2 separate regions of the Homo sapiens genome follow, and region 2 is linked to region 1. Evidence: read pairs that join two places in POLR2A ChIA-PET (ENCODE). Cell type or tissue: GM12878. All regions are shown on one strand. Each heading gives the region's core, and the rest is flanking DNA. Links, peaks and the distances in the headings are about the cores only. Region 1 overlaps MEF2C-AS1 (MEF2C antisense RNA 1). Region 2 overlaps MEF2C-AS1 (MEF2C antisense RNA 1).

Region 1 (16,108 bases), core at 2,985-10,984:
TATTACAAGGGCGATTTAGAGTGAGTCATATATCTCTGTAAGTCTAAATTCTCTCCTCCATTAAATGGAATAATAGTAGTATTTACCTCTTAGGATTTTCATGAGGATTAAATGAGATAATGTATGTTAAACACTTAGAATGGTTCATGGAATGAGGTAAGATTTTAATAAAAGTAGAGTTAATGTTGTCATTATTACTATAAACTAGGTAAAAGGTAGCTTTAACAAAAATTGCTACATCTATAGTATTTAAATTTTCAAATAGCTTTTATTCTTGTTAGCCAAATTTGAGGAGAGTAGAGATAAGAGGTCATAATGAATAACTTTCTCCAAATTCTCAATTCTCACCAGCAACAGATTGTAAAACAAAAAAATGCTGGAATAAGTCAGATTTTGAGGCTCTATGTAAAATTTAAAAAGTGATGGTGATAAAAGCTTTCTTATTCTCAAGATAACATGCATGAAAACAATTTGTGATTCAGGATAGCAATACGGGTATGTCTTTAAGCCAAGTAACTCATTGTGACACATTGTCCTTGCTTTCTAAAGTAGGCCTCATCTCACTTTTAATGTGTGAAAGGGGAGATTATTCAACACAGTGGTAGACACATTTTTGTTCTCAAGAACACTGAGATATCATTAATCTTCTGGCACGCCTGCAAAGGCGGGTTATGTGAATGCTAGTCTTTTGCAAGGCTATAAATAAAGTTTAAAGAGAGAAAGAGGCAGAAAGAAAAGATGTTTTCCTGAAGCTTCTATTGCCACAGTACGGACCACATTAAGGGTGCAATAACTTACCAGTAATAACACTTAAAAAATCCTCTTTTTGGGTTTTCAACATCTGTTTAGAAAAAATCCAGCCTAAAAATAGAATCTGGTCTTGTAATGTAGCTTTCTCAAATTGGGTTATCCTAAACCCTCTCTGCATTGAATGGTCACATATGACAATTTAGGGCCAGATTTGTGGCATAGCAATGGTTTATCATATATATCACATGCTTAGCATCCTGTAAAATGCTGCCATACACATTCATGTATTAGGGTATGTGTGTATGTGTGCACGTGTGTGTATGTGTGTGAAGTAGTTCCTTGTGAATGGGAAAGCTTTAGTGAAAATAATTTTTGCTTCGTTGGCTTCTGAAATGCAAAGCAAAAAATGATACACATTTTTCTTATTTTTTATATTAGGAATTTCATTCTGTTTGATAATAGACTAAATTTCATAATTATCAATGTTTAAAAATACTCTTAGGAATAACGCTTGTATTGCTAAATGCTGTTAGAGCATGCTTATGTATTATTATTACATATAATACAGACTTAATTTTCTCATCAAATTGGAATAACTGGTAGCATTTTTTGGTTCCAGCAAAGGCCTCTCTCCTACGGTCCTTCAGTGAGCAAAACTTCTCCTGACTTCATGAGAAGGTATAAAGCAATTAACACATCACAATTATTGTTTAGGGCTATTTTTATTCAACCCTATAGAGCTAAAAAAACAAAAATAAATACCTTTCTTAAAACACCAATTTCATTGCACTTTAATTATATCTTGCCATACACACTTGGAAGTTTTTTTTTTTCATAATGTTTTGGAATTTGGGACTTCCAAACAGTTTATATATGACAAACTAAAGACACTGCAATTAGAATCTCTTTGTTATTCAGTTTTTAAGGAGTTTGTGTGGCTAATTAAGAGTCAACATTTCTGGCAGTTTTTCAGGTTGAGCAAACCTTTAGATTCAAGACAGTCTGCTGACGTGGCAGTCCTGATCCTCTCATTACACTCATAACTGAACTTCAAGGGAACTCCTGAGTCTGTGGCTCTTTGCTTTGCCCTCTGAATTTGAGAGGCCTCATCTGGGGGCTTGTGATGAGACAGCCATTTCTCTACTGGTCTTTGCATGTGGCTCCACTCTCACACAGCTCACATACGGGGGGTTCATTACATTATGTAACCGATTAGGATGGAATGGGCAGTTTAAATTCCTCATCCAAGAAGCATAGGAGTAGAATTTCCATGCCATGTACGTAAAAAGCTAAAACACAGGCCTGATCTTCTCAACACAGGAGGTAAAATCCTCAGAAGCCAGCATGGCTTTTGGAGATCTAGTCCTGACCATCAAGAGGGACAGTGATGGTAATCAGATATTTTTAATAGAGTTTGAAAACTCATTGAAAATGTGAATTTAGAGAGTACAATGTGGTCCTCATTTACAGAAGAAAACAAAAAGGGAAAATAAAGAGAATAGTAATGAATATTTATGAAGTTTTTATTATACATGGTTAAATACGCAATTACCTGGTCTGTTACTGAAAATATTTTCATGAAGTATATATTACTTTCCTATGGGACACTGAAGGAAATACACTATTGTGGCAGGGTGGGTAACTTGTTTATGATCTCAAAATTACTAGGTGGTAGAGACAGGATTTGAATCCAGGTTGGTCTGATTCTGAAGTTCACATTCTTAACCAGGATCAACAGGATTCACCTACAATCAGATGGTGGTTGAAGCAAGATTTCATTTGCTGGGTTCCTCCCTTCGCCTTCAAGGAAACTTCTCCTCCTTTTTGGTGGTCCCTATTCCCATCTACTGTCCCATTGTTCACAGGTCTTATTTTACCTCATCCTTGTCCACTCCCAATAAAAATGTGAACAGAAAATAATACTAGCTAACGGTATTTCTCTGACACATGACTGTATTTTGGTAAAAATTAATACACAAAGATGTATCTAAGAGGAACAAAATGTACTTCAGACAACACGGCCACTGGAGAATGTTGGAAGACATGTAAGGATTAAGAAACTGTGTCTTCCTAGAGAGGGACTTGGGGTCTGGGGAAACTCAGTGTTTTCTACTCAAATATTTTTACACAGATAAAATCAGTCTAAAATGAACCCGAAGAGCGTATTTGTAGGCAAAAGAACTCATGAACTAAATAGCTTCAGGGGGCCAGGCGCAGTGGCTTACACCTGTAATCCCAGCACTTTGGGAGGCCGAGGTGGGTGGATCGCTTCAGGTCAGGAGTTCGAGATCAGCCTCGCCGACATGGCAAAACCCCTTCTCTACTAAAACTACAAAAATGAGCAGCCATGGTGGTGGGCACCTGTAATCCCAGTTACTCTGGAAGCTGAGGCAGAAGAATCACTTGAACCCAGGAGGTGGAGGTTGCAGTGAGCCGAGATCATGCCACTGCATTCCAGCCTGGGTGACAGAACGAGACTTTGTCATAACTAACTAACTAACTAACTAACTAACTAACTAACTAACTAACCAACTAACTAACTAAATAAATAGCTTAAGGGGAGAAATGTGGTCAGGGTGGGAAAGAATAAACCCTTTGCTTGGTGACACTAGGGTATTTTCTGAGGTTCTGAACTAATTATACAAAATCTTAGATTCTCTTCCTTCATTTCCACGCTATTCTATTCCAGTGGAAGAACTCAGAGTAGCTCACATGGCCTCAGAACACTCGCTTAAGAATGCATTTCTTCTCATTGCCCTTAAATAGAGCTGCTTCCTGCTCAAGAGGCAGAAATCTGCTGGCCCATGGTAAGATAATCGCAAGTCTGCTTGAGATGACTTCTTCCCTATTGGTGATGATACAGAGCTCTTTATTTTAAAGCTAATATTTACTGACACTATCTTAGGGAACCCTAATATAAACTTGCTAAGTTTTCAAGTGTATAGAGAAAAAACTGTGAAGAAATAGTAAAATAATTTCTGAAAAATATCATAAAATAGAGAAAAAATTATTGCCTATAATCTCAGTACTCTAATATACCAATTGATATACTTTGTAGCCTTCTAAGTTTTTTCTGTGAATGTTTAACATATATATGTTATACAAATATACATATTTTTAACATGTATATGTTTACATATATATATATATATATATATATATATATTTTTTTTTTTTTTTTTTTTTTTTTTTTTTTTTTGGGACAGAGTCCCACTCCATCTACCAGGCTGGAGTGCAGTGGTGCAATCTCGGTTCACTGTAAGCTCTGCCTCCTGGGCTCAAGCGATTCTCCTGCCTCATCCTCCAGAGTAGCTGGAATTACAGGCATGTGCCACCATGCCTGGCTAATTTTTGTATTATTAGTAGAGACAGGATTTCACCATGTTGGCCATGCTGGTCTCGAAATCCTGACCTCAAGTGATCCACCTGCCTCAGCTTCCCAAAGTGCTGGGATTACAAGCGTAAGCCCCCGTGCCTGGCCGTTTAACATAATTTTAATCATAACTAATATTTTTAAAGTTTTTCTTTCTTTCTCTTAATATTATGCCATAGTCATTTTCTAGGATACTAAGCATTCTTCATTAATTAGGCTGAGAGTTTTTTTGGAGGGAAGGCTGGGTATAGCTCTTCTTTTAAAAATTATTAATTAATTCTTATTTATAATTAATACATAAGAATTGTACATATTTATGGGATACAGTGTATGTTTCAATGCATGTGTACATTGCATAATGATCAAATCAGGGTAGTTACCATAGCTATCACTTTTTAATGCCAGTGTCATGCTTTTTCAGTTACTACAGCTTCAAAGTACATTTTGAGGTCAGGTAGTGTGATGCCTCTAGCTTCATTCTTTTTGCTCAGGATTGATTTGGTTAATCAGGGTATTTTGCATTTACATATGAATTTTAAGATTTTTTTTTATTTCTTTGAAGAATACCATGGTATTTTGATGAAGATTGCCTTGAATCTGTAGATCCATGAGATAATATCAATATTTTAACAATATTAATTCTTTTAATTCATGAATACAGAATATCTTTCCATTTATGTCTTCTTCAATTTCTGTCATCAAAATCTTACAGTTTTCATTGTAGGGATCTCTTACCTTCTTGGCTAAGTTTATTCCTAAATATTTTATTTATTTTATACCTATTGTAAATGGAATGCTTTCTTGATTTCTTTTTTAGATTGTTCGCTATTGGGGTATTTCGAAATGCTGCTAATTTTTGTATGGTGATTTTGTATGCTGGAACTTTACTAAATTGTGTTGTTTTTAAGTGACATAGATGTCCTATCATACATCGAAATGCATGAATTACCTCCTTGTAGGCATTGCATAAATGACAGCATAGTCCAATTACAGATTTTAAATATTACTCAGATTTTGTACATGCTACATTGTAACTGTCAGTGGATGGTTAACATCAGCACATTTCTAATGTATCACAATCCTGTTATTTAATTATACTTAAAACTTGGATTCATCAAAACTGGTATTTAGAAAAAGAACAAATATAATTGACATGAGACATCCAAGTAAATAATCATTGAATTTAGATATTTTTGAAGGTTGCTTAGATTTCTGTTCTACAATTTTGCTGAGAATTTATTTTACACTAAGGAATGTCTTTGGGTTATTTGCAGCTGTTGTGGCCTGGCCTTGCCCTGTTAGTGGTGATCTGTGGGAAGAGAAGGAGACAAATTGTGACACTGTCCCTTATCAAAGGACCACACAGTTGTTCGCCACGTTGACTCCATGATGGATAGTTATCTTGAGGCTTGATGGACATAAGGCTAAAAGTTCAGAGAAAAAGAGTGCAGGATCCCAGTAGCTCCTTGCTATTGACACTTACTTGATAATGTGGGTTTAATCAATCTTCTTTATTGTCTTTAGCTTCAGTTTTGTTTTCTTTTCCAGCTTCATTTTTCCCATCTCATCAGATTGACATGCAAAAAAAAAGTCTAAAGAGAAAAAAGACAAAAACTTCTGTTGTTGTGAATATACTGGAGACAGACGCAGTCCTATATACATATTCTTTGTACATAACATTTTCTGTGCATAACATGTGAACATATATATTTGTTTTAAGTTTTAATCTGATGAGTGGTTAGAGAAAGAAAAATAGATTTTTATGATCAAAAGTCGAATAATAATATTTACCTTGAGGAAAGATATTGTTCTTAAAGTATTTTGTTTCCTTTTTTTAGTGACCGAAGAATTTTATTCATTTTAATGTTTATGGACATGATATTTTAAATTTTAAGTTTAGCATACAGTCCATGAAGCCCATCTGACAAGGAATTAATAACCAGAATATCTAAGGAGCTCAAACAACTCTATAATAGGAAAAAAAATCTGATAATCTGATCAAAAAAGGGCAAAAGATTTCAATATATTTTGTTTGCTTTTGAGAAGCAGCACATTATCAATTACTGATCATTCAATTTTACATGTTTTCTAAACATTTGCTTTAGTTTAATATCTAGTTTATTAGATATTACATTGAAATAATTACTTCTGTATCCAAATATGGTGAATTTTTATTTGGTTGTCAGAGATTGATAAATTAACTTAAAACCGACTGCTTCTGCCGTGACTGAATTCTTCAAACAGAAGAATAGAAGGAGAAAGTCCCTGTGTTTTTTATGAACTTTTTGTTTGTTTTAATTTTTATTTTCCTTATAAGTTCTGGGGTACATGTGCAGGATGTGCAAGTTTGTTACATAGGTAAACGTGTGCCATGGTGGTTTGCTGCACCTATCAACCCATCACCTAGGTATTAAGCTCAGCATGTATTGGCTACTTTTCCTAATGCTCTCTCCCTTCTCCTACTCCACCCCCTGACAGGCCCCAGTATGTGTTGTTCCCCTCCCGTGTCCATGTGTTCTCTCTGTTCAGCTCCCACTTATAATTGAGAACGTGTGGTGCTTTCCATGAAATTTTATTTCCCCACTTAGTACATGGGATGGATGGGAGAAATAATATATTTTTCACAATTTTTTTTTTAGTATTTGAGAACATTTTTTGTCAGCTTTATTGAGCTATAACTTACACAAAATAAAATTCACCAATTTTGAGAGTACAATTTGATGAGTTTTAACAAATGTATACAGTCATATTACCACTACTAGAATCATGATATGGAACATTTCCATTACCACCCCAAACTTTCACTGTGCCCCTTTGTAGTCTTTACGCTGACCCACATTCCCTGGCTGCTGGTATCTACTGAAAAATGTGGATGACTGTACACATTTACATATCGTCCATGTACAAATGCCATGCTAATCTCTGTATTATTGCTATTGTGCTGCCCATATGGGTGCTTAAAACATTTTTAGAAGTAAGACCCATGGCTGTATATTAATTTGTTATTTTTTTGTAGCATTCATTTAGTAAATCTTCTAAGATGCTATTTCTAATAGTAGGTTAGAAATATACTGTCAGCCCTCTCAGAAAAGAAAAGTCAGCAGTTTCATGCCATGCACAGCATAATATAAAGCTTGAAATACTGCCTGGTCTCATGTCCAACTCATATCTCTTTTTGAAGCATTGAGGTGTTAATTAATAACTAGATTTACTTAGTCACCTAGTATTTTTTTCTTAGTCATCTAATAATAGTTACATTGCTGAGTTTTTGAAACCAAAAGTTGATTGACTCGATGCCTAAGTTAACCACTTTGTTATTTTTTTTAAAAGTTAGAAGGCACAAAGAACTGATGAAATACAGCTTCTAAAGTGTAGAAGAGAAAAGAAAGGCAATTTATTTTACCCTTCTTCTGGTTTGGCAAATGACTAAAAAGAAGGAAACAATAAGTGTGTGAAAATTGCTGTATATACCCTCGGCTGACAGTTTTGTTTTTTTTTTTTATTATAGGTGAAGAGATTTTAAGTGTAAGAGCACTGTTCATTGTGTACAAATACAAAGCATTCTTATTGTTGGGCATTATCAGTACACATACACTACACTGTGTAGATAATTTTAGTCATAATGAATATAGCATTTCATTTATTAGATTGAGAGGTTTTTTCAACTAAAAATAGGTGAGTATAAATGAAACCAGAATACATGTGTGTGCGCCCATGAAATTGGAAATGAATGAGAATCTGCTATAAATACTTGTTGTGCTCATATCTTAAAGTATGACTGTAACCATTTAGTTACTTGCAGTCATTTGTGTCTGGCTGTTTTAAAGAAGTTTTCTATTAAGAAAATTGAAAATATTAATATATCAATATTGAAATATTAATAAGGTATTGATATTTTGCTGATGTGTTAAATGTATCATATTGCAGTAGAGACACAATTGTTTACAGTGTAGATTTCAAAACAAATTTTTAATACATCACTTGCAAAACAAATTATTTAATGAAAGATGGGGAGCAGCTATAGAGGGAAAGCAATGATTTTTGAAAACATTTTTTTAACTTCTATGCATTTTTATTTTACTTCTATCTGTTTACCTCTTTCTATTTATAAGGCACATCCTCCAAATAATCCCTAGAGATTTACATTCTTTCTTTGGCAAGCACAAATAGAAAATGTCAGCTACACAAGAGTGAGAACCTATATTACCTTTCTGGAGTTATTTAGAAAAGGAGTGAAATTTAATTTGCATTACTCTTTGTGTACATATTCCGAAAGAGCTTACTCCCTGAACCTCAAATCTCTAAACTCAGGATTTCCTAGTGATTTGAGACTTATAAGGAGCTCAAAGTGTTTGAGAACTCCAGAGAAAGCTTACTCCTATTATTTTCTCATTAAAATGCAGGAGCCCCAAGGGATGCAGTTTTATACAGATAAATTTTAGATAAATATCTGAACTTCTGGGCATATTTGAACCCACGTTATGAATCACGCACAGTTCTGTCAACTCTAGTAAGAACCCAAAGTATAATATTAACTTCTCATCCGTATGCTTCTTTTCCAGAGTCTCTTTGTCTTCGCCTTAAGCACATCCAAGCTCAGTAGCACACATTGTAATCAAGCTCAGTGTTGTAAAGAATGAAAAATATTGAAAGGTGAATGTAACTGCTAATATTTCATGCAACACTTGCCCTTTGTAATAGCACTTGGCCACCCACATCAGCAGCATGGGTGTGAGCTACATCTGTTCTTCCGTCGCAGTGTCTTTCCTAAACCGAGGGGTTGTTCCTGTGGTTTATTGCTGCCACATGGTTGGCATTGTTATTTCATAACCTAAAGCCCCTTCTTATTTCCTGCTTTGCCCCTGAAACCTTCACTCCTGCATGTTTTCTTTCCTCTTACCCTGACTCTCTAACAGCTGAACTACATAAATGCCAAACAGCGACATGAATTCCTAAACAGAAGCTGCCACAAAACAACGCTGCTCCAACCAAGAAACACACATGTAGAGGCACATGACTGACAGGGCTCAAAAGGCAGGTTTTAGTAAATGACAAGTGTGAAGTTCGCATTGTTACTGTAGTTGATGGTAGCTCGTATTTACACAAAAAAGTCATTCACATTTCAGAACAATTCAGCATAACTGGCAGCTTGGGAAAGAAAAGACTTAAAATCCCTTAAAGATGAGGAAGACAGGAGGAGTACAGAATCCAAAGCATTCTCTCACTTTGGAATATGTTGGCATCTTTTGATTGGGTTTTAAAATTGGGATATTGGAGAAGCAGCAGGAAAAGTTGAAATTATAAATTATTTTTGTTATGAACAAGAGAGAACAAGAGAATGAAAAGAAAGAGCTGTTCATCTTTTATTTCTTCATAGCATAATTTCATTCAGTGTTAATTAAAGTCAAAAAATACATTATCTTTTTATATATGCTCACTGTCATTACTATAGGAATACCTATGGCATCTAGAAATACAGAAAGGAAATATCGTGGGATGTCGATCTATTTTATGTGATGAGTGTTATGATAATTGCTAATAAAATGTCATGAAATATATCATTTGAACATTGCTTTTCATCAGTTAAAACAATGTTATAAGGTGTTATCTTAAGAAAAAAACATAACATTATTCCATAAATGTCCTATCATTCAAAGGTACAGGTTTTTTAAAAAAGATTTCTTTCTATTAGTAGAGTGGGTGGTCTACTGACTGGTAGTGGAAGAAAATATAGTAGAAGCCAGAATATTAATGTGCTAAATAAGGAAAAAGTCATCATCAAGGATAAAAATTATGTACAGTCAGATAAAGTACAGTGACTGGAGGGAGACCTTTGAGGAGTGCCATCCTAAAACTAGTGGCATCAGTCATTTTGCAAGAGTAATACATCTTGGACTTGGTTCAGAGGGGTATAAAGAAAGGACAGGTCCATGTGGTGACCTTCACTCTGATCAGAACTAAGATGGTTATGAAGATGTGACCCATCAGCACTAACTAGGAGACTGTTTATGAGATGGCCAGTGAGATTTTTATTTCTTGTTATCCAGCTGTAAATCAGCATTAAAAGAATCTTTGTTTCAGTCCAAGTATCTAGAAAATAACAGCTTTGCCATGTAGTGGATACAATGCTTTTAATATATCATGTGGCTTTGAATTTTTTTAACCAAAGAAGGTCATAACATTTCATTAACACTGTTGCTTTTATGGCAGTGGTTCATGATTTGTCAAAGGCTAAGCTGAGTCTAGCTGTAATTGGAAAGTATCTTCTTAACGAAAGTATTATAATATGAAACAATCAATGGAAAAAAATTCGTAAATAAAAAACCTTCTATAGATTTTAAAATGGAGGAAAGAAAACACATCTAGTGTTTTCTTTATTGCCTTAAAATGCTTCTATTCAAATAGTAAAAAACTTAAATTGAATCTCAAAAAGTACCAAATCCAAACTTTTCATTTTATAGTTGAGAAAATGAGCTCAAAGAGGGAGGATAAATGCTTATACTAGTATGACCAGCTGGTTGGCTGTTTATAAAATTTCTTTCTTCTTCCACCTTGATAGTAAGGTATGACCTTGTGATGAAGTTCTACTCATAAAAGGTGGGCAGATCTGATGTGCTCTACCTCCAGATGGTGCTCATCAGAAACTCTCTGCTTGATCCTCCAGGCTTTTTACCTGTCTGTTGAACTGAGTGAAGGACCCAGAGGCCCTATGATGTGGTGTAGCTTCGAGAGAAGGAAGCCTAGATCCCTGAATCATTGTGCAGAACATACTTATCCTACAGCCATATAGGACTGTTATATGAGTAAGCGCTGAAGTTATTTCTTAGGTTATTGAACTTTCCAAGCATATCTATTACATTAATTAGTGTTACCTCAATAAAAGCATGTACTTCACAGAACAAACTTTCCTCTCTCTCTCTTTTTTTTTTTTTTTTTTTGGTCAAAGAAATGAAATGTAAGTCACTGTTGCAACACCAGGAGAAGGAATACTTCTGCCAACAGCCTAATCTTTAGCCTGATCCTTGGAATGGTGAATTTCTTTCCTCCTTCTTGTCTGTTCCCTCTACATCTCTCAGGTGTTCCTTCCTTTGTAGTCTCACTATTAAAACACTATTCTGGACTTTATCATTTGAACTTCCATTGTGGCAAGAACCTCTTAACTGGTCTCTGAGCCCTTGTATGCTTCTCTTTTCTTTCTTTCCATATGCTAACATAAGAATAATCTTGCTTAGGGGCGGATCTCCTGAGGTCGGGTTTCGAGACTAGCCTGACCAATGTGGAGAAACCCCATCTTTACTAAAAATACAAAATTAGCTGGGCGTGGTGGCGCATGCCTATGATCCCAGCTACTCCGGAGGCTGAGGTAGGAGAATCGCTTGAACCTGGGAGGTGGAGGTTGCAGTGAGCTGAGATCACGCCACTGCACTTCAACCTGGGCAACAAGAGCAAAACTCCATCTCAAAAAATAAAAATAACAAAAAATAATAATCTTGCTCAGGAAAACTCGAATGGCTCCTATTTAAAGCAGAGGTAAATAATGAGAGATCCTGGGATATCTGTGGTCTCTAAACGTGTTTTGATTGGCTGATGAGATGTGCTTATGCTTTATTTAACTTTATTGCCAATATTTAAAAATTGAGATAGTAAAACTCTTTGATTTCTGTATTCTTTTGACACATTATCTGGCAGCATTGGGTCACCATTCTTGCAAGAAAGCCATCAGCTGGAGCAAAGCATGCACTCTACAGTTTGCCCTCATTCCCACCTGTATTATTTAGGGTTTTCCAGAGAAACAGAGCCAATAGGATGCAAATATATATAACACATGCAGAAAGAGAGCGAGAGTGAAAACAAAAAGGTTAGGGGGTGGGAGGTTATCATAAGGAATTAACTTACACGCTATGGAGGCTGACAAATTCTAAGACCTACAGTTAGCAAACTGGAGACCCAGGAAAGCTGAAGGTGGAAGTTCCAGTCTAAAAGTTAGCAGGCAAGAATGACAATTATTAGTAATGAATGAAAGTGGGAAGTGTACTAATTAACCTATAGCAATCAAGATAATGAGTGAATTTAGGACAAATGTAATCTATTTACGTATTAATTTCATTGGAGTAATATTTGTTTTCCTCTTACCATATACCAAGTACTATGCTAAGTGCTTTGTGTACGTTATCTCATTTAATATTAAAGTAACTCTTTGAAGGAGTTACTGTGATTATCTCCATTCTGCTGAGAAAACAGATTTAGAGAGGTTAGGCTTTGTCTATGGCCCCAAAGCTAGGACATGACTGAGTTGGAATCCAAACTCAGGCAGACTGGCTTCAGAGTCCAAGATCTTACTTAAACATTATGCTAGACTGTCTTCCCAGATTTACGTGTGTTTTATAAATATGGCAGAAGATGATAAGTAAGTCAAAATTTCAGTGATGGCAATAAATACAGCAAACCAAAGAGAGTAAACTGTTTGCAAAGTGAATAGTCAATGTTGTTAAATGAGTGGAATTGAGTAAAATTCAGGAAATTACATGATACCAAAGTAACATCATAAAATGAGATATTAAAAAATACAGCACACAATCATCAGCACAGAAGTTGGGACACAATAGGAGAAAAGATAGCTGAGACTGGACGAAAACTCATAATTATAGTAAATAAGTTGTTGCTGTCTTAGGTAATTATGTATTATGGGTACAGTTTCTGTTGCATTGGTTCCCAAAGATTCCCTAATCACTTCTATAGATAAGCCAAGCACATTGAGGCATAATACCATGCTGTGAGATATTACAGGTCTATTTGGCACATTGTAGGTGCTCAAAAAAATTTTGAGAAGGAAAGAAGGTAGGCAGACTGGCTGTGACCTCATAGGAAAATGAAGATAGTAACATCAGGGTTGTTTTTTTTTTTTTTTCCAGAATAACTGTTTCAAATATAACAGGAAACTGATGAGAGGAGGCTTGGTTTAAATTTGCAGTGGTCTTACAACTGACAGTCTAAACATTAAAGAATCTAAATGTCGACTACTTGATATTTTATAATATCTGGCTGGCTAGATGTGACTGATATTTTGCTCTTTCACAAATGTTTTATTTTATTCATCTAGCTCGAAAATCGATATTTGACCTAATGTGGACTCATGTGGGAAGGAATGTTATTATGTTGCCTGGCAGATGAGAACTAAAAATTGCAGAGAGCTATGAAATATTTTAAAAGGGCACATTTTTTTCTCCACATGATATACCAAGATTGATTGTTGTCCTTCGTTAGTCCTGGGGAAGGAGTGGTGTCTCTAGCTAATTATTGTGTCTTTTAAAAGCCTGTCTTGGCAAATTTCTCTCCCCTTTAGCATCTCTCCCACAAAATTTTTCACTTAAGAAATCAAAGAGTTAAATATAATAGTCTCATATTTCCTCAGTAATATAGTGTAGCACAATTAGATATGCTACAGTGAGACTCTCAGTGATATGGTCACAGTTTGGGCTGGATGGAATTTAGCCTCTGAGCAGTAAGATACAAGGTCTTGGCTAGTTTTAGTGGCTAAAGCTGCATCTCAACCTTGCTACATAGTGTGGAATCCAACTGAAGTGCTCAGTCTAAGAACATTTTATACTTTATATTATTGAAAACCATCATGGTAAAAACTCAAGCTGCCCATTTATTATATATGCATGTATAACATCTATGTCTATACCTATGTATACATATGTGCATATGTATGTATGTATATCATTATGAAAATTTGTTTTCTTTCCAACTGATTTAGAAAATAGAAAAATGTAGACTTGGATTTCTCTAAACAAACTAGGATGAGAGTGGATGGGCATTTGTTTCTCTGCATTCTCTGCATAAGGGGCTGGATACATAGTAATATCTTTACTTAATAATAGATCTTTCAATATGCTGAATGATTTCAATTAATTGAATCTCTATCTGTCTATCTACCAACCAATCATCTAATCATTAGTTCTGTAAGTTCGGTCTGTGGATCCTGAGGGGGCTCCTTTTGACTTTTTAGGGAGACTGCATTGTCAATGCTATTTTCACGATAGTAGTAGGATGTTATTGCCTTTTTCACAGTGTTGACATTTACGCGGATGCTGCAAAAGTAATGATTGGGAAAACTGCTGAAATCTTAGCAGAAAGACAGTGACACCAAACTGTAATAGTAGATACTGCCACACACAAGAAAAATAAATTAGTTTCCTCTAAATACTGCCCTTGGTAAAGCAATATAAATTATTAACTTTATTATGTCTTTATCCTTGAGTATGTAACTTTTTAACACTGTGTGACAAAATGGAAAGTACATGTAAAGCACGCCTACTGCATCCTGAAATACCATGGCTGTCTTGAAGAAACGTAGTTGTGCTATTGACCGAGTTGCAAGTGAATGGAACACCATGTTACCTGAAATATGACTGACAAATACACTATGATTAGTTAATACTTGAGTATTTGACAAGTATTTTCTTATAAATAAATTTCATGTAAATATCAAGTTCCAGCACCACTTGTTAAAAAGATTTGCCTTTCCCCCATTGGATTGCTTTGGTGCCTTGATTGAAAAATCAATTATCTGTATAAAATTGCTTCCAGTTTGGATTCTATTCTGTTCTGTCAATCTATTTGTACATTTTTGTGCCAGTACTATTCCGGTTTTTTTACTGTAACTTTATAGTAGGTATTAGAATCAAGTGGTGTAAGACCTCCAATTTTTAAAATCTTTTTCCAGTTGTTATGGCCATTTGTAGTCATTTGCATTTTCATATAAGTATTAAAATCAGCTTGTAAACTTATATAAAAAACCTAATAGGGTTATCATGGAGATAAAGTTAAATTTATAAGTTGATTTTAAAAGAGTCACAAATATTAAATCTTCTAATCCATAGGCATGTTAATGGCCTTCTTATTTATGTCTTCTTTAACTTCTCTAAGCAGCATTTTTTAGTTTTCAATATAGTCTTATATATCTTTGCTGAAATTAATTTCTAAATATTTTGTGCTAATATAAATAAAACCATTTTAATACTAACTTTCCAATCATTCGCTCCTAGTAGATTGAAATAAAACTGGGTTTTATTTATACATTGGCTTTTAATATGAGACTTGCTAAATTCACTTGTAAGTTAGTTCCAGTAGTTTTTCTTCTTTTCCTGTTGATTCTTTAAGACTGGCTCTGTAAATATGCATGTAATCTGTGAATAGAAATAGTTTTATTACTTCTTTTTCTGCCTTTGCTTTTCCTCACCTTTTTGTCATATTATACAGGCTAAGACTTCTGGTCCACTATTGAATAGTAGTTGTGAATGTGGACATCCTGGCCTTATTCTCCATCTTATGGGTGAAGCACCCAGTGTTTCACCATTAAGTATGTTGTCAGCTGTAACTTTTCAATAGATACCACTTATCACATCAAGTCATTATTTTTTAGACATAACTCAATTTTGACTCAAAATGTTATTCTTACTTATTACTCAAATTGGTCCTAAATATATTTGGATGTTTAAAAAAATCGAATTCATGCCCAAACAATGTCTTGACATTAAAGATTTTTAAAGAATAGTTTATTTAAGATTGGTAGCAAGGCATGTCTTTGAAGAGGAGACATGAAGGATTAAGGGATAGAAATGAAAAGGGACATAAGTTTCATTGTGTATCCTTTTATATGTTTTGAGAATGTCATTATATTCATTTACTATTTATTCAAATGACATAGTCATATGTAATCTATTCAAATTTCCATTTAATGTTACTTACCTACTCGCTGTAAGGGTAATTGAAAAATACAGATTAAAAGATTGGAAAACAATTTGGCATTATTTTGTGAGGCTTAACATTTATCTTGTGACCCAGGTATCCAATTTCTATATGTTCTTGAATTTTCATAGTGAAGTGTCATAAAAGCAAAAAATGGGGAAGAGAACTTGAAAGACCATTAGTGGAATAATAAATAAAAATTTATTATATAGTCACATAATGGGATATTAC
Region 2 (16,108 bases), core at 4,391-12,390, 280 kb after region 1:
GATCAGGTAATGATACTAACTGATGGTCATTGTCCCTCGGATTTCTTCTATTTTTTATTGAGATATAATTTACAATCAATAGAAAGAACAGACTCTAAGAGTATGTAGTTCAATGAAATTTGGCAAGTATATACAATTGTGTTACATACTTATCAAAATATGAAATACTTCTGTCTTTCCCCAAAGTTCTTTCATGTTCCTTTCCAGTCAATTCCTCCCACACAAAGCTGAGCAGTGCTCAGATTTTTTTCACCATGATTGCTTTTGTCATTTCCTGTCTCCTGTCCTATCACATGCGTATTGGACCCTTGACACTGTGCCCTAACTCACTGTTTCAGTGGTTTCCTCTGTGTGCTTTAGACAGTTTTATTAGCTGATCTTATACAATATCCACTCTGCTGTTAAGCCCATGCATTTGAGATGTTTACTACAATTATATTATTTTTCAGTTTTAAAATTTCTACTTGTTGTTTTCTTTTCCTAGTTTGTATTTCTCTGTTGAGATTTCCCATCATTTCACATATTATCTGTTTTTAAAAAATCCTTGAATATATTTATATTAACTTTTTTTTTTTTTTTTTTTTTGAGACAGAGTCTCACTTTTTACCCAGGCTGGAGTGCAGTGGTGCAGTCTTGGCTCACTGCTAGCTCTGCCTCCTGGGTTCACGCCATTCTCCTGCCTCAGCCTCCTAAGTAGCTAGGACTATAGGCACCTGCCACCACACCCGGCTAATTTTTTGTATTTTTAGTAGAGATGGGGTTTCACCGTGTTAGCCAGGATGGTCTCGATCCCCTGACCCTGTGATCCGCCTGCCTTGGTCTCTCAAAGTGTTGGGATTACAGGCGTGAGCCACCGCACCTTGCCTATAATAACTATTTTAAAGTCACTGTGTGCTTATTCCAATATCTGGGTTATGCATGGGTTTGTTTTTATTCACTCAAATTCTCCTGGCTATGAGTTACATTGTAAAATTATTCTTTGTATATCTAGTAAATTTTTATTGAATTTTGCATATTGTGGATACTATATTTTTTACAGTGTAAATTATAATGTCTTCTTTTAAAATGTTGAGATTTGCTCTAGCAGGCAGTCAATTTGCTGGCAGCTCAACTTGATCCTGTTGAGGCTTACTTTCAGGCTTTGTTACAATTGGTCTAGATCCCTTACTTTAGGGGTAGACTTGACCTACCATTAATGACTTTCTAGGATCTCAATAGAATAATTGGGTTTTTCGGTGAGTAGTCTCACTCCAACCTGTTTAGCACTAAGTACTCTCTGCAATTCATCTCACAGTCCCTCAGTAAGTGGTTTCTCAAGCCTTGTGTATATATAGCACATTATTTGGCCAATGACTGAAGGGGACCCTTTTGCCGATGCCTGAGGTGCCTTCTCTATGTTGCTCTCTGCTTTCTAGTACTCTACAAATTCTGGCAACTTTGGTATTCCCGAACTCCCATCGCCTTTTTTTTTTTTTTTTTTTTTTTTGTCTGCCTGGAAAGACCACTGCTTTCTGTTTGGACTCTAGTTCCATGTGCTGAAATGTGAAAAATATCCCCAGGCTGAATTCTGGGGTGAATGTAAAGCAAATTAGGGGTGTTTCCCTTTTATTATGGCTATCATTAAAAAGTCAAAAAATAACAGATGCTGGTGGGGTTGTGGAGAAAAAGAACACTTATCCACTGCTTGTGGGAATGTAAACTAGTTCAACCATTGTGGAAGACAGTGCAGCAATTCCTCAAAGACCTAAAGACAGAAATACCATTCGACCCATTAATCCCATGCACATGTATGTTCATTGCAGCACTATTCACAATAGCAAAGACATGGAATCAACCCAAATGCCCATCGATGATAGACTGGATAAAGAAAATGTGGTACATATACACCATGGAATACTATGAAGCCATAAAAAATAATGCAATCATGTCCTTTGCAGAGACGTGGATAGAGCTGGAGGCAATTATCCTTAGCAAATTAACACAGGAACAGAAAACCAAATACCGCATGTTTTCACTTATAAGTGGGAACTAAATGATGAGAACACATGGACACATGGGGAACAACATACACTGGGACCTATCAGAGGGTGGAGGGTGGGAGGAGGGAGTGGATCAGGAAAAATAACTAATGGATACTAGCCTTAATACCTGGGTGATGAAATAATCTGTACAGCCAACCCCATGACACAAGTTTACCTATGTTACAAGCCTGCACATCCTGCACATGTACTCCTGAATTTAAAAGTTAAAAAAAATCAATTCCCTGGTATTGTCTGTCGTACAATGTCTCAAATCAGCTGATTTTTACATTTTGCCTAGATACACAAATGCCTATGGTGGGAAGATTATTCCCATATCCAATAATCTGTCCTAGCCAAGACCAGAAGTCCTGTCCATTGGTTTCTGTACTTGGAATGTTTTTGGTGACCTGAATAGTTTCAGCATCATGGAATGGCAAATGTCTGCTCTTCACCTTACTTCCTGACTTTATTTTTTCCTTACCCCAGGTCTCTGTAGTTTCTGAGAACCTTATGTAGATTTATTGTACTTAAATCTTATAAAACACAGTACTTATTAGCTCTGTTTTTACATAGCTGTTGATGTTATTTGCATTAATTAATATATGATCCATATTAGCATATATTTCTCTAAGTCACAACTTTTTGGCTAACCAGATAGCATTTTTGGGTTACCTAGAGCAAAGGCAGATAAGAAACAAATAAATATGTTGGTGATGGATAGAGTCAGCCAATGCTAAATCTGAAATTTGGGTCATTTTCATGGTCATCAAATCATTGCTTACATTTTTTTTTTCACTTGCAGATCATTTGGGGGTTTTCATGTGAACAATCTGTATTCACCAGTTGTTTTAGAGTCACACACACATAGCTTTAAGTTATGCATAACAGTGCACCCTGCCAAATGACTACACAGCTGGAGGGTTCACTGGGGGTAGCAGCTGGGTGAGGATCCTCAAAAGATGGGTATGTACTGAAGGAGTTCCCTCTTGCTTTTGTACCCGGAAGGCTCACTATTAACATCCTGAAAACACAAAGAAGAGATTAGAATTTATTGTTCATTTTCCCCCCATGGGGAAGCCATGTATGTTTATGCCCTAAAGATTGCACATTTGAAAGAATAAGCCACTTTCATTGTGGAATTAACCAAATTGACTATCTTCCCAGTTTGAATTCACTGTATAACTGTTAACCCACTTCACATTGTGCTTTAAAGTCTCAGCCAAAGGATTCTAAAGGCCTGAATTTCCAGGTTTTCTCGTCTGTAATACAAATACCAGTTAAAGACATAATATCATTTTATGCTTCTCTCAAAGGGCATGTAGCAAAGCTGGCTAGCACTACTGCAACATTTTAATTACTGGTGCTTACCACAATTTGCAATAATTACAGTTCATTTTGTAAGCTGGTTCTTAATTGCAGACACTGCTAAAGTAACAATTGAATAAAAAATAAAGTGCACTTTCGTGTGTGTGTGTGTGTATGTATGTATACATAAAATATGACTGAGAAAGATGTGAGCTTATAAAGAAATAAAAGAGGTTAGTGTCTTCTACTAGACCAATTATGAAAACAGAGATATTAAAAACAATTTTTAAACCAAAGACTTAGAACTAAATTTAATCATCAGGACAAGTTATTCCATCCTTTATGGTATTTTTTCTTTAGCATAATTCCTAAATTCTATGCTTGTTTATATTAAAGAAAGCTCAGTGAGTGAAATCTAGTACGGATATATGTAAACTCTCAATAAACTTCTATTCATTATCAGGTGGCAGGTCTCAAAGATAGAGATAACTCCTATATAAAAAGAATTTTGCTCTAAAAAGAAAAAAAATTCTGGAAAACTCTGTTCTTGTTCATGTTTCACCTTAGTAAACACCATTTTACCCTATATCAATTTAGATAATGTGAGGGATAAGAACGTTTGGAGGGGGAAGAAGTGAAGGAGATCCTAAGAAAAGCTAAACTGAAGTGAAGGAAATGTTCAACCAGAGGGTACACACTCTTGATAAGAAAGCACCTTTGGTTCTAATTTGTTGAAATGAACATGAAGATGGTAGCTCTCTTTCAAAAAATTGACTGTTCTCCTCACAAGTATTATAATTGTATTAACATGATGGATCTTTAGCAAATTAATAATGTTTAATCTCCAGTATTCTTGAAGGGAACATTTTAAGTCAAAGAAATAAAACAAAACAAACAAAATAGCACCCTATTCCCCCTGAAAAGAGATCCTCTAAGTAGGTGGTTTTGATTAGAGCTAGCAGTAATTTCAAAAGTGATACATCTCTTAAAATGGAAAAGAAATTTCCCCAGATTAAAGCAACACTGTGATCCTTTTAAAAAAGAGGACATGTTGGCCCTTAGAAAGAAAAGAATGCTCTATTCACAGTTTGAATGTCTTGGCCCTTCATAGAGTATTAATAGTATGAATGAGGGAGGGTGACCCAGTGATAAGGAGTAAGGCTGTGAAATCTTAACCACACTTTGCAGCTGTTTGATCATGGGTAAGTTAACTTATTTGTGCTTAAGATTTCTATTTGTTAAAATGAAATATTGTAATAGTTACCTCATAGTTGTTTTTTCTTTTTTTTTTTTTGGTAAGAATTAAATACGTTTATATGTATGAAGAACTTAACAGTGTTGCTCATAGTAAATGTGTAATAAGTCAAAAAGCAATGAAAGTGATCTAAAACAAGAAGGGGGAGTGAATAGCTTAGAACAGTAATACAGTCTGTCACTGTTTTCAAAGACCCTTTCTGTTCCTTGGAGTTGTAAAGTGCCAATTTTTCCCTAAAGTTAATTCAAACATTTACTCCTCCATGAAGCCTTTCTTGATTTCTGCAATCAGGGGTTCATTGCTCACATCATTCGTATTCCCACAGGATGTCATTACTTTCTGATGACACATATAGCAGTGTGCTATAATTAGTTTCAATATTATGCTGGTAACGTCTAACATACGTAATTTGAGGGGAAAAAAGTCCTAGATTCCCATGTTTGCCAAATTCCATGGTGTTAGTAATCAAACATGGCTGATTTCAAGTAACCACGGTGATATAACAAAATGTGGAACTGGAAAGAGATGTGCAGTAGGAAAATATTACACAGGATTTTAAGCATATAGAAATAATGGATGTAAATAAACTCAAAAGCATAGATAGTAGTAAAATAATAATGAATACTGCAGTAAAATAATGTTCAAGTGATGAATTTGAATATTTATTACCTGTATTTTTAATATAAATTATTTAATTTTAAGTTTACACAATTTAATTTTTTAGTTATGTCAATGTTTAACAACCAGCTTGCAAAATTCCTGGATTGTTAGTAGTTGGTTCTCATGAGCAGATACAAAATGGCTACAGTTTACTACTGTAATTTTTTTGTCAGCGCGTATTTTTCTGCCAAAGATTGGGTATCCTTCAAAGATAAGGGCTGTGTATTCATCATTTATTTATTTAAAGTGCCTAATATGACACCTGGCATTTGGGGGGGTAAATTAATGCCAATTGAATAAATGAGTGAAGAAAAAGTTAATAAACAGGCATTGCAGGGAATAGTATGAATGGACAGAAACACAACTTCACTGGACTGCTGTCCCTTCTAATTAAGGAATTCTGGAAACCTCAGAATTCATACATACCTTGCTCCACAAAGATGATAAAAAGATTTTTAAAATAAACAAATAAATCACATTGCCACATACATGACTCATAGAGATATTTCCCCAGATATATCCATGACTCTTAAAGATTTAATCTCTCTGTGTGGAAAACATACTGAGCTCTATCATTATTAGTGATAATAATGACCATTTATTGAGTATTATGTGCCAGTCATTAAGTTTTCTTCTTATATTATTTGATCCTCATAGCAACACTATGAAGTAAATTTTATTATTATCCCCATTTTATAGATGAATACACCAAGACTTAGAGAAACCAAGAAACTTGGCCAATATTTCAAAACCGGAATTAATTACAGACAGATTTTTATTCTGATCTATTTGATTTTAGAGTCTTTTCATTCCTAAGGGACAGAGTTTGGGGAAAGTTTAACCTTCTCAATCTATAGTAAAAGACATTTATTGCCTTAATAAACTCCTTAGTTACATACGCCCATATTTTATTTCTAAAGCATTCAGAGACTTTTGTTTAACATACTGTTATACTTCCTCTGGGCAGAACTTTGCTTTAATAATGCCAGACTTGGCAATAACACCAGCATATTGAATATTACTGTCATTCTCCAATTCATCAGTTATTTTCCAGTTATTGATTCCTGATAATAGCCTTTTTCATCCTTAAGCCAAAAAGTAGTTCTAAATATGCTGATAAGAAGAAAAATCTCTGTTGCTTTCATCAAGAAATCTTCCTAAGGATTTTGTTTATTTTGTCTGGTTTTTGAAGGCTTGGTTAATAAAGACTGCTCACATGTTGAATTTGCTAATATTTTTCACAAAAATAGTAAATAAACCAATTAATAATATTCACAATAGTTCAGGAAAATAATCTTTAATGATATGGCAAAAGATGACTCAGCTTCCCACTCCTTAAGAAGGAAGCAGCTGAATTGTATAATTGAATACCAAAATAGAGTCATGGATCAGGGAGGTAAAATATGAATACTTTTCAACAATTTGATGAAAAATAGGCCTAACACAGAGTTTTGAAGAAATTGCTTATCAATCTGTCAAAATGATATTTTTCTTAGTATTATAAACATGACTGCCTGCTGAGTTAAGGACACAAGGCTAAAATTAGCAAGATAACAAATATGGTTGGATCTTCCTAATTGAAAGAATTGCCATAATAACAATGGGGAATCTATTGTATATTGGCTTCTATACTGCCACACAACTGGTTTTGCCCCTGACAAATGTGAAATAGCATTATACCTTGTAGTGGCAAGTAAACTGCCTTGCTTAAAGTAGCTGTTCTATAAATATTTCTTGAATTACATAACTAAATTGGATCTGGGTTTTTAGAAATAGCTTATATTTATAGTAAAGAATCTTATATTAAGGATCTTATATTAAAATGAAGAGCAAACTTACCACAGCTTAAATAAAATTCCAGTTTGGCACATTTTAGCATTGCATAGTTCCATATATAACAGGTCATAAAGTTGGTTTCAAAACTTAACCATGGTTTTTGATTCTGAGCAACACATAGTAAGCACACTTCATCCTTATCTATCATTGAATACAGCTATTAATTTTTGAGAGAATGCATGGAGTAGCTATCTAAGGACTATGAAAAGTAAACAGCAGACAAATTGGAGAATACCAAAATTTGGAATCAACCACTAGTGGTGAGTTTACCATGCATGTTTTTCCCCTCCAGTAACTCCCTGACCTTGACCCAACACATTCTGAAACTTGGAAGTGGGCATTAGCATGGATAGAGAAAGCTCCAAGAGAAACTCTCTGGTTCAGACTTGTGGGATAGGAGTATCCTGTTAGCAACAGTGTCACAAGGGACATGCTTTACTGCTCTGAGGGAGGATAACCTTCCTCTCCAGCCACAGGAGCTGTAGTTTCAAGGGGGATGGGCAAATCTCTGTTTCTTTTTTATCTCTCTGCCCTCCTGCTGCTTGACCCTCGATGAAGCTGCAGTAATAGAAAGTGCACAATGGAGAAGGATCATGAAATCTTCAGCTTTCTGGACAGAAATTACTGGGGACATCAATGGAGAGAGAGAAATTTGGGAAGACAACACATGAAGTTGCTTACAAACTCTTGGCCTCACCCCTGAGCTTTGTATACATGAATCTTACCCTATATATTATACTAAGAACTCTGGAAACAGAAATAAGACATAGAGCAACACCAAAATCTCAGACTGACCACTGGGTGTAGCAAATATAGAAAGATATAAACAACATTTCAAAGACTTTGAAAATGGAACTGACACTAAAACCACAACCCTCAAAAGGCTAGGCAGAACTTGGGGCCTGAATTCACTAAGTTGACTGCCTGCTAAACTAAATATCAACATTCTTCTTAGGACTTAACCAAGACCCAGACAATCATAACATAATATTTAAAATGTCTAGAACACAATTCAAAATTTCTCAGCATAGGAAGAACCAGGAAAATATTTAATGTCATGGGAGAAGATAATTAGCATGTACCAACACCCAGATGACACAGAAATCAGAATAATCTGACAAGGACTTTAAAATAGCTATTAGAAAAATAATACAAGAAGTAAAGGCAAACACTCTTTTTGAAATGAATAGGATGATAGAAATTATCAACAGTCATAGATCAAAATAATAATAAAATATATTTTACAACTAAAAATTAAAATATGGGAATAAGAAAAACCTCATTATTATTGAAAAGGTTCAATAGCAGAATAGAGATGACAAAGTAGAAGATAACTGAACTTGAAGATAGATAATTAGAAATTATCCATTTCAAACAGTAAAGAGAAAATTAATTGGAAAATAAATGAACCTAATCCCACAGACCTGTGGGACAATACCAAAAGTTTTAACATTCATGTCATCGGAGTTCTAGAAGGAGAAGCAGAAGAGTGTGATGAGAAGAAATATTTGAAAAATATAATGGCCAAAAGCATCTCAAGTTTGGTAAAACATAAAAATCAACAGCTTTAGGCCGGGCACTGTGGCTCATGCCTATAATCCCAGCACTTTGGGAGGCCGAGGCGGGCAGATCATGAGGTCAGGAGATCGAGACCATCCTGGCTAACACAGTGAAACCCCGTCTCTACTAAAAATACAAAAAATTAGCCGGGTGTGGTGGCAAACGCCTGTAGTCCCAGCTACTTGTGAGGCTGAGGCAGGAGAATGGCATGAACCCGGGAGGCGGAGTTTACAGTGAGCTGAGATCGCGCCACTGCACTCCAGCCTGGGTGACAGAGCAAGACTCTGTCTCAAATAATAATTTAAAAAAATCAATAGCTTTAATACACTCAGTAACTCCAAAACAGGATAAATGTAAATAAATCCAGGACCAGACAGATCATAATCAAATAGTTGAAAACCAAACACAAAGAAAAGTTTTTCAAATCAGTCAGAGAAAAATGATGTACTACTTGGAGCAGAATGATGATTTGAATGATTGTGAAAATCTCATCTGAATCCATGGTGGCTAGGGGAAGTGTAAATGCTAAAAAGAAAAGAACTATCACCCTAGAATTCTGTATCCCATGAAAATATTCTTCAAGAATTAAGATGAAATAAAGACATCTAAAGTGGAGGGAAACTAAGATAATTCATTATCTGAAGGCCTGCTCTAAAATAATTGTGAAAAGAAATTCTTCACAAAGAGGGAAAATTTGATCAGAAGCAAAAAACAACTTGAAAAAAGATAAAGAAACAGAAATGATAAAGATATCAATAAATATAATAGACTATATATACCTCTTCAGTTTTAAAATACTTTTCACAGTTGAAAGAAAAATTAAAACATTTTTGAAAAGGTTCTCAATGTTTGTAGGTATAATATATAAGTCAATATAACATAGGCTGGACGTGGTGGCTCATGCCTATGATCCCAGCACTTTGGGAGGCTGAGGCAGGCAGATCACTTGAAGTCAAGAGTTTGAAACTAGCTTGGCCAACATGGCGAAACCACATGTCTACAAAAAATACAAATATATATATTGAGTAAAAAAAAATATACTCAAACTGAAACACTGGCTCTTCCTGGCTCTAGAGCTTGTCAGCTTTCTAAATGGAACTACACCATTGTTTCTTCTAGTCCTCAGGCATCAAGACTTGAACTGCAACTACACCATTAGTATATTAGTCAGCTCAAGCTACTATAACAAAATACCATAGACTGTGTGGCTTAAACAATAGTAACTTATTTCTCACAATTCTGGAGGCAGCAATGTCCAAGATCAAGGTGCCAACTGATTTTGTTCCCCGGTGAGAGCTCCCTTCCTGGCTTGTAGATGGTGGCTGTCTTCTTGTGTTCTCATATGGTAGAGAGAGAAAAAGAGAAAAGAAGCAAGCTCTATGATCTTTCTTCTTATAACAGTACTAATGCCATCATAAGGGCCCATCCTCATGAGCTTATCTAACCCTAATTACTTTACAAAGGCCCCATTTCCAAATAGCATCACATTGAGGGTTAGGGATTGAACACATGAATTTGAGGAGATGCAACTCAGTCCATTCCATAGAAATCAGTTTTCCTGTTTATTAGACCTTTGAATTTGGACTGGGACTACACCAATAGCTCTTGAGGGTCTCCAGCTTGCTGACTGCAGATCTTGGACTTGTCTCCACAGAAGATAAGTACATCCTGTTTGTTCTGGATGTGTTTTTCACAAGAAACTTACTTCAAATTAAGGATATATTTAGATTTTAAAGTAAAAGAATGGAAGAGAGCAGGGCACTTTGGTTCACACCTATAATCCCAGCACTTTGGGAGGCCGAAGGGGGAGGATCATGAGGTCAGCAGTTTGAGACCAGCCTGGCCAACATGGTGAAACCCTGTCTCTCCTAAAAATACAAAAATTAGCCAGGCGTGGTGGCAGGTGCCTGTAATCCCAGCTACTTGGGAGGCTAACGCAGGAGAATTGCTTGAACCTGGGAGATGGAAGTTTCAGTGAGCCGAGACTGTGCCATTGCACTCCAACCTGGGTGACAGAGCAAGACTTCATGTCAAAAAAAAAAAAAATGGAAAAAATATAACATATAGATGTCAATCAAAAGAAAACTAGATAGAGTGATTATATTAACATCACAGATAATAAAATTCAGGACAAATATAATTACCAAGGATAAACATAAGCATTGCATAATGAAAAAAAGAGTTAATTCTCCAAGAAGATGTACTAATTCAAAATGTGTAGGCACACACAAGAGTTCTGAAATTCAGGAAGCAAAAACTGAAATTCAGGAAGCAAAAATTCAGGAAGACAAAACTGAACTGAGAAATAGGTAAGTTCACTATTACAGTTGGACACTTCAATATTCCTTCTTTTTGGTAATCAATAGAACTATCAGACAGAATATCAGTGAGAATGTAGGGTAACTGAATAGCACCATAAACCAATTAAATCTGATAAATATTTATACACTACTCTAACAACAACAAAAGAATACACTTTTTTTTTTTTTTGGAAAGAGTCTTGCTTTATCACTCAGGCTGAAGTTCAGTGGCCTGATCATAGCTCACTGGAGACTTGAAATACTGGGCTCAAATAATTCTCTTTCCTTAGCCTTCCAAGTAGATATGGTACCCGCCACCATGATAGGCTAATTTAAAATTTTTTATTATTATTATTATTATTTGTAGCGATGGGGTCTTGTTTTATTGCCCAGCCCGCTCTCAAACTTCCTGGACTCAAGAAATCCTCCCACCTTGGCATCCCAAAACACTGGGATTACAGCTGTAATTCACTGTGCCTTGACAGAATACATAATCCTTTTACATGTATATGGAATATTCACCAAAATAAATCATATAATGTGTTATAAAATAAACTTTAACACATTAAAAGAATTTAAATCATGCAGAGTATGTTCTCTGACTTTAATGGAGTTAAATTAGAAATTAATGGAAGAAAGAAAAGGAACATCTTCAAACACTTGGAGATGAGTCAAAGATAAGCTCTCAAAGCATATATGGAAATATTTTAGCCCTAATAAAAATTAAAATACTACATATCAAAATTTGAACTCTGTAGCAAAAGCAGTGCTTAGAGGCATACTTATATCATTGTGCTTATATCAGAATAAAATACATGTCTCAAATCAACAATCAAGATTTTCATCCAAAGAAACTGGAAAAAAGTTAACCCACAACAAGAATAAGGAAGGGTTAATAATAAGAGCAGGAACAAATTTGAGAACATAAAAAAATTGAGAAAATTAATGACACTCTAAGCTTATTTTTTAAAAAGAATAATAAAAGTAACAAACCATTCACCAAACAGATCAAATAAAACAAAATATGACAAAAGTTGTGATTATTAGAAATGAAAAGTTGGCTATCACTACAGAGCCTGTATTACTGTATCAATAATAACAATTATATTATTCTAAGGAAATATACAAACAGCTCTCTGTATATAAGTTAACTAATCTAGATTAAGTGAAACAATTGCTTGCAAAGCATTTCTCTTATGATTGGAACGGATTTGTATATTCAAAGTTCACTCAAACTGATATAACATAAGTACTCATATAGCTACTTTTAAAAAATTGAATTCATGGTTAAACTTTTCTGAAAAAGAACTTTCTAGGCCCAGATGGTTTTACTGGCAAAATCTAGCAAACATTTAAAAGAGAAATAATGCCAATTTTATGAAATTCTTTTCTAAAATAAAAGGAAGGAAACACTTCCCAACTGATTGTATGATTGGAAAATTACCCCAATAACAAAACCAGATTGAGAAAGAACAAAGGGAGAAAAAGTACAGATACATACTTTTTGTGATCAAGGAAGCAAACATCCTCTACAGATGTCAATAAATTATATACATCATGGCCAAATTGGGGTTTATTGTGAGAATGCAAGGTTAATTCATCACTCAAAAATCACTGTAACCCACCATTTAACAGTCTAAAGAAGAAAAACCACATGATTTTATCAATTAATGAAAAAATGAATTTGACAAAATTCGACTTCATTCATGATAAAAAACCAATCAACCAATCGACCAACCAACCCACCCCTCTGGGCAAACTAGAAATAGAAGAAAACTTTCTCAACCTAATAAGTACATTAACAAGAATACTAAAGGTGACATCATACTTAACAGTGAAAGATTTAACATTTTCTCCCTAAGTTTGGGAAGAAGAAAGGATGTCCATGTTTACTACTTCTATTTAACATTATATTAAGAACTCAACTCAAGGCAATAAAGCCAGAAACAGAAATGAAAGATACACAGAATGGAGAGGAAGAAATAACTGTTCCTGTTCACAGATGACGTGATTGTTGACATGGAAAATTTTAAGAAATCTGTAAAAAACTTCTAGAAATAGTAAATGAGTTTCAAGGGTACAAATACAAGGTCAACATATGAAAATTTATTGCATTTCTGTATACTATTGAACAACTGGGAAATAATTTTTACTATTTATAATAATTCCTTTCCAACTTTATATGCATACTTAGGTATAAATCTAACAAAACATGTACAAGATTTGTATGCTAAAAACTACACATGCTGATGAAAGTGACCAAAGAGGACCTAAAGAAATGCAGAGATTCCATGTCCATGGATTAGAAGTCTCGAAAGAAGAAAGTCTCTATGTTTTCCCCCCAACAATTTATATATTTAGCATAATTATGCCCCAGCAGAAGTTTTGTAGATACTGACAAAATGATTTTAAAATTTATAAGAAATGCGTGGGAACCAGAAGAGTTAAGGCAATTAAAGAAAAAGAATAACATTGGAGGAATCACTACCTAATTTTAATACACCCAAAAAATACAACAATGACGACTATAGTCATTGTGAGGGGATGTACACATTAAGCAAAGAACAAAATAGTTTAGAAATAGAAATATGTATATATGGATAATCGATTATTTTTAGTTTTTAACAACTTTATTGAGATATAATTTATATATCTTAATGTTCACTCGTATAAACTTTACAGTTTAATGGTTTTGGTGTATTCACAAAGTTATATAACCGTCACTTAAATCTAATTTTAGAATATATTCACCACCTCAGAAAGAACCCCTATTGCCTTTTGTGATTGCTCCCCACTTCTCTGTTCCCCCAGCCCTCATAACCACTACTCTACTTTCTGTAGCTATAGAGGTGAATATTCTGGACACTTCATATAAGTGGAATCATATAATTAATGGTCTTGGATTTGGAAGGAAGTAGGTGTGGCTATAAAAGAGCAATATGAAGGATTCTTGTTGTGATAGTAATGTTTTTTATGCTAACTGTGCCATTGTCGATAGCCTGGTTGTGGTTTTATACTATAGTTTTGCAAAATGTTATCATTATGGGTCACTGTGTAGAGGGTACACTGTACCTCACTGTATTATTTCTTGTATGTGAATGTACAATTATCTCAAAATTAAAAGTTTAATATAAAAAAGAAAACTACATGACCAAAAATGCTGACTGGATTTCCCTACCTTGATGCTGACCTTTTAGGTTGAATAATTCTTTGTTGTGGGGGATTGTCCTGTGCTTCACCAGATGTCCAGTGGCATCCCTGGTCTCCAGTCACTAGATGCTGGTGGTAGTCCCCTCTCGTATGACAACCAAAAACACTTCTAGACGTGTACTGTGAGGGATAAAATCATCCTGGTAGAAAACCACTGTGTTAGTATTGCTATTGATCTTTTACCTTAGTATTAATATTATGGAGTACTTTCCCTAATGTGTTTTTTCATAACACAATTTAAAGAGACACTAAACTCATATACAGAAAAGAATGTAAGTACATTTGTCCTTTTGAGCATATCTTTGCATTACTCTTCATATCTTAGCATATTGGTTTATTTATTTTTATGTTCTTTCAGACATTTTCTTCTGTAATGAAGGCTGAATACCATAAATTGTTCACAGTACTTGTTTTTAGATTCATGATATTTATTAGCCATATAAAATATTATTGCTAATTCTTCAAGAATAATGATGATATAGTAGCAAATCTTTCTTTAAAAAAGACTATGCCAAGAAAGATTCATGGCCAGTATATTATTCATTAAATGTCATCAAGATTGTTCACAATTGAATAATCTAGCAGGGGAACTTTTTACTAATTATACGTAGCAAGTAATTAGTATTATAAAATATCGAGAAAGAGAGAATTATACTATAAAGATATTTTATCTAAAGTAAATATTGCAAAGGTGATCAACTGAGCAATAGATCATGAATTGATAGAAAGGAGGTGAGACTCCTTGGCTCTTATATCCCTTTATTTACAACTCTCTTATAATACTACATATATTGTTTAAATATTTATTTAAACTAGAGGTTAGCAAACATGTCCCAGTGGTCAATTTAGCCTCACACTTGTTTTTGTAAATGCGTTTTATTTAGATACAGTCATGCCTATTTGTTTATTTGTTTCCTATTCATGCTTTTGTGCTACAGTGGTAGAGTTGAGTAGTTGCAACAGAGATTTTCTGGCCTAGAAAGCCTAAAATATTCGTTATTTGGCTCTTTACAGAAAAGGGTTGGTAGTGCTAATTTAAACTATGAATAAATTCCTTCATACGTAACTCATTAAATTGCAGTACAAAACTGCAACTGATGCTCGTTAAATGAGGGAAGGAAAAAAAAACAAAAAGAAAGAAGACAGGAAGAGAAAGAGAAGTTGGAAAGTATAAAGGATTCAGGAAAAAATCTTAAAAACTCATGAAAAGAAAGCACGTTAGCTGGCTGGCTAGAGCAAGGAGCAACACTTAGAATTTAGTAGGGGATGAGAAAAATTAAAGTGGGGAGAATTATCATGGTTAATTAGTATTAACCCTTTCGGTAGAAATTTTAGTGGTCTTAAGAAGCAATTTAGTTTCCCTGCCAGGACTTGACTCAAAAGCTGGCTTGCTGAGGGGAAGGTGACTGACTCAGAAGGGAAATAATGATACTTGAGAGGATTGATTTGGGAGCAAAGGAGACCTCATTTCTTACCTCCACTCACCCACGTGCTAAGAATAAAGGTGCATTTCTATGGGCCTCTGTCACCTTGCTTATAGTATGGATAAGGAAACTATCAATCTGAAGGCAGGATACTAAATCAAATAATATTATAGATCCTTTCCATCCTTAATCTTTATGGCTTTTCTGTCTCTAAAGTTCTGGGGTTCACTTAAATGTGCTAGTGGTTCTCCTAGTCTACTTTTGAATCCTTGTATACTTCATCATTTAGCTTCCTTTCTCCTTGTTATCCTATCTGAAGCTTGTTAACTTGATTCCATTCCAAGGATTCCCAGTTCCATTTGGATTCCTGTGTTCTTTACCCTGGTGACTAACGTGGGCCTGAAACTTATTGCCCTCTATCTCAATTAACCCAACTTCAGCCCTCTTGCCGAGACCAGCATTTAACAGTACAAGTTTTAACGCACTCAGCAAGCTGAATTTTGTTCCTGGTATTCTTTCTGAACCTAGCTCTTCACC

The links. Peaks named below come from ENCODE experiments on the same cell type or tissue, not always from the same donor. Only the 100,000 strongest peaks of a DNase experiment are listed, where the experiment ranks them.
Region 2: POLR2A ChIA-PET joins it to region 1 with 5 read pairs; 1 of 35 experiments calls an interaction of 5 or more read pairs at or near these places.

What each region holds. Positions count from the first base shown.
Region 1 is chr5:89,064,309-89,080,416 of GRCh38, forward strand. The region is part of intron 3 of MEF2C-AS1 (MEF2C antisense RNA 1); the gene reads left to right. Among named protein-coding and RNA genes, the nearest start is that of MEF2C-AS1, 190 kb to the left of the region's middle. RefSeq lists silencers at 5,344-5,638, 7,891-7,940. In GM12878, for the core only: no CTCF peak of the experiment used is centred there; DNase peaks (open chromatin) are centred at 7,343, 7,819 and 9,023; H3K4me3 peaks cover 966 bases; H3K27ac peaks cover 2,727 bases.
Region 2 is chr5:89,346,474-89,362,581 of GRCh38, forward strand. The region is part of intron 7 of MEF2C-AS1 (MEF2C antisense RNA 1); the gene reads left to right. Among named protein-coding and RNA genes, the nearest start is that of LINC02161, 230 kb to the right of the region's middle. In GM12878, for the core only: no CTCF peak of the experiment used is centred there; DNase peaks (open chromatin) are centred at 7,458, 7,581 and 7,898; H3K27ac peaks cover 3,064 bases.